Linked DNA regions of Homo sapiens: region 2 is linked to region 1. The links are chromatin loops, found by intact Hi-C in ENCODE. Cell type or tissue: PC-9. All regions are shown on one strand. Each heading gives the region's core, and the rest is flanking DNA. Links, peaks and the distances in the headings are about the cores only.

What was found. A loop is a pair of places that touch in the nucleus more often than their neighbours do. Peaks named below come from ENCODE experiments on the same cell type or tissue, not always from the same donor. Only the 100,000 strongest peaks of a DNase experiment are listed, where the experiment ranks them.
Region 2: a loop joins it to region 1, with 6 times the contacts of the local background. A loop is called at or near these places in 3 of 110 quality-filtered maps.

What each region holds. Positions count from the first base shown.
Region 1 is chr6:5,399,741-5,405,122 of GRCh38, reverse strand. FARS2 (phenylalanyl-tRNA synthetase 2, mitochondrial) reads right to left here. Exons shown (of 7, transcript NM_006567.5): 3 at 422-581. Among named protein-coding and RNA genes, the nearest start is that of FARS2-AS1, 56 kb to the left of the region's middle. In PC-9, for the core only: a CTCF peak has its summit at 2,592 (motif pointing right); no DNase peak of the experiment used is centred there.
Region 2 is chr6:6,544,722-6,550,103 of GRCh38, reverse strand. All of the region lies in intron 3 of LY86-AS1 (LY86 antisense RNA 1), which reads left to right. Among named protein-coding and RNA genes, the nearest start is that of LY86, 41 kb to the left of the region's middle. RefSeq lists enhancers at 2,772-2,821, 2,912-2,961, 3,042-3,101. In PC-9, for the core only: CTCF peaks have their summits at 2,661 and 2,864 (motif pointing right); no DNase peak of the experiment used is centred there; H3K4me3 peaks cover 424 bases; H3K27me3 peaks cover 467 bases.

The sequences.
Region 1 (5,382 bases), core at 152-5,151:
CTCATTATGTATATGCAAGAATTTCAGGCCTGGCGCGGTGGCTCATGCCTGTAATCCCAACACTTTGGGAGGCCGAGGTGGGCGGATCACGAGGCCAGGGGTTTGAGAATAGCTTGGCCAACATGGTAAAACCCTGTCTCTACTAAAAATATAAAAATTAGCCAAGTGTGGTGATGGGCGCCTATAATCCCAGCTACTCAGAGGCTGAGGCAGGAGAATTCCTTGAACCCGGGAGGTGGAGGTTGCAGTGAGCCGAGATCGCACCACTATACTCCAGCCTGGGTGACAGAGCAAGACTCCGTCTCGGGGAAAAAAAAAAAGAATTTCAAAATATGAAAAAAAAAAAAAAAACCCAAATCCAAAACACTTCTGTCCCAAGTATTTCAGATAAGAGATCGTCAACCTGTGTTTGAGCACTTACCATCTCCAAAAAGATGTGCCATGAGCCTGGTAAGCGTTTGCTTAAGATCAAACTCTACAAGCTTCACGGCCTCCATGGTGTGTGTCTCTTGTTTATGCGCAGAGCGAGAACTTTGTTCAAAGAGCTGCAGGCTTTCTCCATCCTTTATACCAGCAAATAACTGTAAACCAACAGGAAAGTATAAATAAAGAAAATATCCTGGCCCATCTATATCAGATAACTTTAAAATTCTGCTAAGAATCTTTTGACTCTAAAAAGTTATAATGTGGGAATAAGACTCATTATGTCCTGTCAATAAACGTAATGAAATTAACATTCACTTAGTACAACTCTGAAGAAAACACTACGCTACATGGTATGGGGGGTTTTTAGAGAATTAAGACACTCTTCTGATCTTTGCTAATCTGTTTTTGATTTGCATGAACTTATAGTCAGTTCCCAACAAGAGACATTATCCTCAATTCTAGTGGAAATACTAGTGAATCGCTTTCATATTCTAAAATTACATCCCTGACCATCCCACAGTGTCGAGGAATTAAATCCTGTAAGGTCCATGAAGGTAGGAAGCAAGCTGGAATTTGCTAGTCCTGTATCTCCAAGGCTCAAGGCAGAGCCTCAAACATGTTTCTGCCGCTTACTATCTGTGTAAACTTAGGCAAGTGATACAGTAGCTAAGCCTCAGGGAATCATCTATAAAGTGGGAATAATAATAGTAAATTAGTAGATTTTATTACAAACAAAATAATATATAAAAAATACAGAGTATCTGGCACATTCCAATGGCTAAATAAGTTTTCCTCATTATTGTCTTCATGATTATTAACCACAGCTATCATTAGTCATAAGCTGCTTTACCACTGAAATAAAGTAACTTTCTGGTCAGTGACACAGCAGGTCTTTACTTGGTAGAAGATTGGCTCAAAAGGGATAACTGAGCAAATGAATGTATCATTCTTCCCACCCAAAGTCCCATAATCAAACATAAAAAATGTTTTAATAAAAGAATGAGTCAGCTGCCATTTCTAGTAATGTTGGTTTTGATAATTAGAACCAAACTTCCTGATAAATGCTACTGAAAAAAATACAGAAATTCTTAACAGCATTGAAGAAGTAAAACCGAGATAGAGAGGAGTGACTGAACTCTACAGGAAGCATGAAGCCAGGGGTAAAAAATTAAAAAATAAAAATAAAAAATAAAGTAAGCACAAAGCCAGAGAGAAGCATTGAGAGTATCTGCCTATCTAACCTATCAACTGAAAACCTGAACATGGGTTGTAACAGCTTACCATGGAAGTGAGACAAAAGGGAAAGCTTTGCTGTGGAACCAAGCTGGGGTGTTTGAGTCCCTAAAAGACTCATCCCCCTGATGAGGATGAGCACAAAAGTAAACCAGTCCTTGTGTAGACTTGCAGTCAGGTATCACATTTTCTGAACAATAGAGAGAGCTTCAGGCTACGAAGATGATCTAAGGCAATCCCAGACATACTTCCTCTAACTGGCCAGCAAAATGAGACAAAACCGTTTTCAGAGAAATATTCTAATATCCTAGGCCTCAAATTATTCTTATGAGGACTAAAGACAATGACGGCTGTCAATGCTTCCTCTAAAAATAATTTAGAGCAACAAGAACAAATAAAACTATTGAACACAATGCCTTTGGCAGGCAGGCAGGCAGGCAGGAAGGAATGCCAGTCAAAACCTAGGGACAGAACTGTTATACTCCTACCCCACTGATAAGGCTTTGAAGTAAGCAAGAGCAAGCTGGAAAAAATAAGAGAAAGAGAGGAGAATGAGTGAGGTGCTAAGGTTGACCTTAGAAACCCAGAAAGTGTAAGTTACACTAAGTGTGAAAAGCCTTTAAAAAGTGTCCTAGTAGGCCTGAGCAGGGACCACAGAAAAGTGGTGTAAAAGCATGCCCAATTTGAAGTGAGAGGATCCCAAAACCATAGTTACAATAAAAGAAAAAGGAGTTAATACAAAGCGAAAGACAACCTTTTCAATTGAGTAGGAAGAGAAAAAAGATGCAAATGAGAAAATTCAAGGTTGTGAAAGATAAAGCACAGCTAAAAAATTAGAGGATTTACAAAACCATTCTCTAACCCACACCAAAAATAAATAAATAAACCACTAAAGTGTGCATTGCTACACTAACAGAAGAGGGCACCAGAGACTAAGGAAGTCTTTTACACAACCAAAAAGGAACGACAAATAAATTCAATAAAAATATAGAAAATTATTACTCAAAAATCAGAAAGTCAATTCAAAAGAGCTCAACTAATGAAAATCCAACTTTTCTCCCACCCACCCCCCAAAACTAAGGAGCACTAAAAAGAAACACAAACTAATACTTAAAAACTAAGTTACATATGCTCAATCAAGCATTTAAGGATATAAATTGCTTTAGTCAGAAACTCAAAAATTAAGAACAAAAATAGAGAAAAAATGAAAAGAGAATTGATTTAACTCAGAAAAAAAAAAGAAATAAAATCATCTCAGAAACAAAATCTAAATTCCAAAGCATGCAAGGGACAATGGAATCAATCAAGATTTAATGAGGGGGCATTGAAGAAAAGGAGAAAAACAACCAGAAGGAGGATGGTAAAATAAAGAAAGAAGAATCAGAAAGAAAGTGGTAGAAATGGAACACAGGCAAAGAAGGAATTACATTTATATAATTGGAGTCCGTTAAAGAGGGAAAAAAAAACAATGGAGCAGAACTAATACCAGATAAAATGGGTACCTGTGAAAAAGAACCTGGAAAAATCAAATATAGGACATATTCTTATAAAACAGATTTCATAAATAATGGGGAAAATCGTCAAGGCCTCTAGGCAAAAAGATCAACTAATGTAGAGGAGTAAAGCAATCAGAGTGGCATCAGATTCTTCAAAAACAACACGGAAACAAGACAACAATGAAGCCACATTTTCAAACAACTCAGTTTTTAAAAATGTGGGTCAAGAAGTTTATATCCATCAATGCTGTCCTTAAAGCACCAAGTCTACAGAAAAAACGTGAAACACACAAGAGCATAGGAATGTCACATTAATGAGCTCTTTCTGAAGAATTTACCAAAGCATGAGCCTTGTTCAAGTAATAAATAACTAGGAAAATTTCAGCACAAAACAAATGGAGAACATGTTAATACATAAAAATTACAGATTTCAGACTAAAAGCTGGGGATTACATTGAAAGACTAATATCCAATTGTTATATGTTCTGACAAAGTAGAAATAACGTAACTAAACAATGGAAGAAAGCAGCAAAGAGGAAAGTAGAATATACTGATTATTGCATAGGCAATAGTTAAAGAATACTTTTACTAAGAACAAAGTTAAAAATGAGGGATAAGGGACTTTAAAAGTTTTAAGTATAAAAGCAACCATTAAAACAAAAATATAACCTTTCTAAAGAGCAACCAAAATTTCAATTCAAAAGCATAATAAAACATATATTGTAGAGAAATAAAATGTAACATGTTATGACATATATAACACCACAATATATTATGATAAAGTTCAGATCGAATATATCAATAACTCAATAAATGTGAAAGTAATATCAATAAATATGAACAGGCTTAATTCACCTCTTAAAAAAATAAATCTGGCCACAAAGCATGACTCAACTATACAAAAGATACACCTAAAACAATGTTAAAAACAAATGGATGGACAGAATATAACAGGCAAATGGATACAATAAAAAAGCAAGCATAGCATTCTTAAAATCAGAAAAAGTAGAATTCAAGCAAAAAAACACCGAGCAAGACAAAGAAGATCTTGTATTAATGCTAAAAGTTTCAAATCACAGTGAAGGTATAACACTTATGAATATCTATATATCAATAAGACAATTATTACCTCTGTGTAGAAAGAACCATAGGGGACGCAAAAGACACACATAGAAACACATTAATATTAATGATAATAGGAAACTTTAATACATCATTCTTAGTATAAGATCAAATGTGCAAAATTAATAAGATAAAAGACCTAAAAACATAATTAGGAAATGAAATCATGTGTGTATACATAAATATGTATACGTATATTTTACACACACACACACACATACACACATATTAAACTTACTCCCTTCATAATGAAAAATACATTTTATTTTCAAGGGCCCAGAGAATATTAACAAAAATTGATCACATAGTAAGTCACAAAGAAATAAGTATATTCCATAAAGAAGAAATAATAAACTATACTCTCTGATTAAAATACAATAAAACTAAAAATCATTCCCATTAACAACATACAAACACACACACACATAAAGGTCTTTCCACCTGAAAACTGACAAAAAAAGAAGGGGAACAAAAGTCAGGAAACATACACCACAAAGAGGTAATACCACTAACGTAAAGAAACTTTTAAAAGTTGACAAAGGGCCAAAAACTCCATAGAAAAAGAACAGACAATTCATCAAAAAAAAGATATGAAAATGACCCCTGAACACATGAAAAGGAATTCAAACTTAAAGAGCAAATTAAGCAAATTAAAATAACACTGACATAATACTTCTATCACAATGGCAAAAAGTTAAAAGTCAGACAACATATTCTTTTGAATACGCTGAGGCTTTGGAAAATAAGTACAGTCATACTTTGCTGGTGAAAATGGAAACTGGTAGAACCCTTTTGGAGATGAATTTGACAACACCCAACAAAACTACATATTTGTTGATCTCTTGACCCAGTCCTTCCATTTCTAACTACTTACCCTGAAAATATACTTCCAACATTAATACACATGCACAAAATTTTCATTGTAGTATTGTTTGTAACTGCACCATATTTTTTTAAAAAGTCTCACATTGGAAAGATGTTAAATAAACTATGGTCTACCTATACAATAGAGTACTTTTGCAGGTGTAATAAAGAACGAGGAAGATCTCTCTGGACTGATATGGAATGATTTTCAAGACATCCTGATAAATAAAAAAGGCAAAGT
Region 2 (5,382 bases), core at 265-5,264, 1.1 Mb before region 1:
TAAAACCTACAAATCACTAGGTTGGTGACTGGTTCCATAATAAATCTCTTTTAGACCAGGATTCTTGGATCACAATACAACGGGAGCCACATTTTAAAAATGTTCTAGTAGCCACATTTTTAAAAAGCAAAAAGAAACTGGTAAACTTAATTTTAATAAAACGTTATTTAACCAAGTAAATCCAAAACATCACTGCAACATGTATTCAACATAATGCAATGATTAATGACGTACTTGACATTGTTTTTTATGTGAAATCTGATGTGTAGTTTACACTGGCAGCACAACTGCATCAAATGAGCCAGATCTAGGTCTGAACAGTCACATGTGGTAAGGCTTCTGTAGAACATGGCTTTAAATCCTCAGGGCTGACAGGGCATCCTCGCCTTCCACCCACTTTAAAACAGCCTGCAAGGCAGTGTGTGACCTATGGCTTTAACTCTGATGAGGAGGATTCCTCATGGCATGGGTTGCTGAGAACCCTGAATCACAAGGTATAAAGCAGGGACCGAAGGACTGTGCCCACTGCAGCAACCCCCCGCTGGGTTTAATGCTCTCCTGTTGCCACCCTGAAATTTTTAAAGACTTTTTACGGGGTCTTGCTCTGTCATCTAGGCTGGAGTGCAGTGACATGATGTCTTATACCTCATCTGGCTGAGACTCACTAGAGAAGGTCACTAGTTAGAACTAGAGAAGGGGCTGGGCACAGTGGCTCAGGCCAGCACTTTGGGAGGCTGAGGCAGGAGGATTGTTTTGAGACCAGGCTGGGCAACACAGTGAGACATTTTCTCTACAAGATAAAAATTAAAAAAATTATCTGGGCGTGGTGACACGTCCCTGTAGTCTCAGTTATTCAGGAGGCTGAGGTGGTAGGATCGTTGAAGTCCAGGAGTTCAAGGCTGCAATGAGCTAGAATTGAACAGAGTGAGACCCTGTTTCTAAAAAAAATTAATAAAGAACTAGAAAAGGTTCACTGCAGCCTTAACTCGTGGGCTCAAACAATCCTTCCCAGTAGCTGAGACTACAGACATGAGCCACCATGCCCGGCTAATTTTTTTTTTTTTTTTTTTTTTTTTTAGAGACAGGGTCTCACTATGTTGCCCAGGCTGGTCTTGAACTCCTGGACTTAAGCCATCCTCCCGCCTCAAGCCAGTCTCCCAAGTAGCTGGAATTACAGGTGCATTGCACTGACCCCAGCTTCTTCAAGATAGAGTCTCCCTCTGTCACCAGACTGGAGTGCAGTGGTGCGATCTCAGCTCACTGCAACCTCTGCCTCCTGGGTTCAAGTGAATCGCCTGCCTCAGCCTCTGGAGTAGCTGGGACTACAGGCGCATCCTACCACGCCCAGCTCATTTTTTGTATTTTTAATAGAGACGGTGTTTCATCATGTTGGCCAGGATGGTCTCGATCTCTTGACCTTGTGATCCATCCGCCTCGGCCTCCCAAAGTGCTGGAATTACAGGTGTGAGCCACCACGCCCAGCCAAAATTCTTAGAGAACTCCACATCATCATTTTTCACTGAGTCTCTCAAATTACGTAGCTGACTTGGCCTCTTGGGCTAATGTTGTAGTTTTCCTTCTTTCTAAAAATTGCCCTTTTGCCTTTTTATTGTACTTTCTGGAAGGCTTCACTAAATTTCTATTCTAACTCTTCTCTTGAAACTTTCATTGTTGCTATCATATTTTTTAATTTCTAATAGGATTTTTCCACCTCCTGAATATTCCTTTTCTTGTGGCATCCTTTTTTCATGTGTGCAATATTTTTTATTCATTCTTCTGAGAATGTTAATGATAGTTTCTTGAAGTTTCCTTTTGCTTCTATTTTGAGTTTTTTTTTCCTGCTTTGTTTGGGCTTCATATTTTATGTTAGAGATAAAAGCAGATGCATTTGGTTTGGAAAGACAAAGGATTTTTCCCTGTTGAAGTAACGTAGAATGAAAAAATAAGGTGATACAAACATTTTAAGGGCAAAAGAGGCAACATTGAGGAAACTCACATGAGGCCAACTTCAACTCTGTAAAGTAGAAGTTGTTTCTCAAATTGTGAGATACTGTAAGGGCAAGAGCTAAAAATTGGAAGGAAACATTTGGAATATCTGCAATGCAGGAATCAACAAATGCTGAAAACTGAGTTGCAGTGAGGGCTCATCTGAAGTCCCACAGCCTAAATTTGCAGCTGGTCCAATTGGCATAGTTTGGTGACATTCTCTAGTTAGTCTTGGCCAGATGGGGTAAAGACAGAAAAGCAACTGCAGGGTGCTGGGCAAGTCAAGGTAAGAGGCAAAGAGTAGAGAGACAGCTGAGGGGTCCGAGGTGCTGGAGCGCCCTGGCGGGAGGCCAGCCACAGGCTGCGGTAGTAAGGGAATAAAAGGACGTCTGAGGGACAGAGGGGCAACTCTGGTGAGGATCAGTGTCCCGGGAATTTTTCAGGCAGTGTGGAGTCTGCTTTCAGTCCTGAAGGAATGCATGAGCTGGTGGAGGCCATGACAGCATAGGAATGTAAAACAGTTCCACATCCTCTTGGAATCAAGAGGCATGCATTCACATCCTGTCTTGGTGGGACCTGGTAAAGTCAGGTAGTCAGGCTGGGAGTCAAAGAGATTGGATTTTTTATGTCCTATGTCTCCCTAGCTTCAAATCCACCCTCTCTAGAATAGATTGCAAAAAGGGGAATTTCCATTACAGCATATAGCATTCGTCCTATGAAGAAACCCCCTCGCTCAGTGACTTACACGAAAAACTGGGGTATAAAACACCCATAACATCTGGCCTGCTGCAGAGCTGGCTTCAGGAACAATTGTGGACCATTACATCACTCTCTCCGGTCTGCAGGCATTGGCGGGTACATGCGGATCATAACCACCAGATGGCGCTGTTGGCCTAAGCTCGAGCACAGTCCACAGCCTGGAGGTCCTGGGAAAGCCTGACCTGAATCTAAAACTTCTCTAAACTCCCTAATTTGATTCAAAAGCAAAACAGTAGAATACTTCTGCACATCCCAGCGAGGTCAGAGTATAGCATCTGCGTGGCCCGTAGGCAAGTCATCGGTGGTTATTTAAAGCCCGAGTTTAAGAAAATGACTTCACAATGCAGAGAAACTGGGGAGCCGGCGCTGGTCCCTCAGTCCCCGACATGGAACGCTCCTGCACCCGCAGCGGAGTGGCTGGCAGCGCCGCATGGAGGTGGCGAGCTCCAGGTCTCACGCAGCGTCTGTCTGTGCAGTGCCCAGATGGCAGGGGCTGTAGAGGCCTCTAGAAACCTGCGGCTCGGCTGCATTTCTCCAACCTGCCATCCGCCCTCACCACCCCAGCTCCAGGCCGCCGCACTTGCTGGCTCTGGCCACCGCCAAAGCCCTAGGGACGGTGCACTCTGGCTGCGCGGTGGCCGCGGGAGCCGGTGGCAAGGGACTAGGTCCTAGGGGGAGAGACTTATTTAGTCTCGCAGGGCCGGCCTCTTTGCATACTCTAGGGGCCCCGGGAGCTCAGCGTGTGCTTCCCACGGTTGTTTTCGAGAATAATGTGGCTTTCAGCCAGGCCAAGCCCCTCGCGGCTGGGCGGTGCGTGAGTTCCCAGGTGCGCGCTTCAGGATCGGAGGCGCCCGCCGGAGCAGGGCGTGCTGGATTCCAACAGTACGTGCTAAGCACAAAGGCCTGAGCCCGAGTGCCGGGGCCTCCATCTCGGTGGACTCCAGTCTCGTGGCCCACTTCCCACGTGCGCCCGGCTCAGGCGCGCGGCTCTCCCGGCGGGCGGGTGCACGGCCTCCCCTCCGCGGCTGCGGCTGCGGTTGCGGTGGCTTCACTGCGGCTGGTTCCTGCCAGGTCATCTGCTTTGCGCCCATCTAGGCCGCGGACAGGCGGAGGCTGATTAATTTTTCATGGCGATTCACCCGGCTGTTCATCCGAAGGCAGCTTCTGGGGCGGGAGCTGTTAAGGACCCGACTGTGCCAGGGGCTGCTCTTCCTCCGGCCGCACTAATTACTGACCTGGGAGGGAGACTCGGGTTTTTCTCCCCAGTGAGCTGTTTTTTTGCCTTTTGGCGTCTTTTGATTTCCCAAGCAAAGCTGGGGGCTGGGAATTCAAGGATGAGGGCCAGGAAAGGCTGAGGGAGGAAGGGCGCCTGTTCAGTTTAATCTTATTTGTGGAAAGCCCCCCCACCCCCAGCTCAGCCTGGAGAAGGAGCTTGGGGATGGTCACATCCTTGTCCCAGGAGCTCGCGGGCTCCTGGGGAGATGGGACTCGCAGAGTGGGGGTGAAAGAGTTGATTGACAGTGTGGGAATGTATGTACCAAGGGCCAGTGTAGTGGGACCCAGTGTAGAGGAGTCGGGGCTCCAAGAACGAGCCAGTGGAGTGAGCGAGGAAAGGTAGTGAAGGAAAATGAAACGAACCGCCGGGTGCGGTGGCTCACGCCTGTAATCCCAACACTTTGGGAGGCTGAGGCGGGTGGATCATTTGAGCTCAGGAGCTGGAGACCAGCCTGGCCAAGGTGGTGAGACCTCATCTCTACTAAAAATACAAGAAGTAGCCGGGCGTGGTTTTGGAGTGGGGGAGGACACTGGGCTCCCAGGGGAACCTGGTGTGAATGTTCCAGGTGTGCTCCTTAACCACCCACACACAGGTGGGCCATATTTCTGGGACTGGTGTTTTAAAGTTTCCCCTTCCCTCCTCCATTACATAAAAATTTGAAAATTTACAGATATGTATAGAGAAATCGCTATGCAGAGGAAAACACTGGGATTTTTGTGTGTGTGTGTGGAGGGAGGGGAGTTCTATCCAGGTGTTTTCCATGTGGATAATTTTTACCTAATTGTATGTTATACATGTACGGCGTACGTAGTGTTATGTTAAACATTGTGTGTTTAGGCATTTAGAAAATATGATTTTTCATTATGAAACTAGTAGATGTTCTTCTCAATTTTTGGAAAATAAGGAAATATATGAAAACAAAAATTAAATATTACCCGGATTCTAAATACATAATAATCCTTTTGGTATGTTTCCTTAAACTATTTTTTTCCTGTGGGTGTTTAATTTAGTTGAGACCATATGCTATTTGCTAATTTCTAAACATGGTCAGTATAGAAACATCGTTAGATAGAAGGCTAAATGAGAGAGGTTTCTTCTTTTTTTTTTTTTGAGACAGTCTCACTCTGTCACCCAGGCTGGAGTGCAATGGTGCGATCTGGGCTCACTGCAACCTCTGCCCCTCCGCCTCCTGGGTTCAAGCAATTCTTCTGCCCCTGCCTCCTGAGTAGCTGGGATTACAGGTGCCCACCACCACGCCTGGCTAATTTTTGTATTTTTAGTAGAGACGGGGTTTCACCATGTTGGTCAGGCTGGTCTCGAACTCCTGACCTCGTGATCTGCCCATCTCAGCCTCCTGAGAG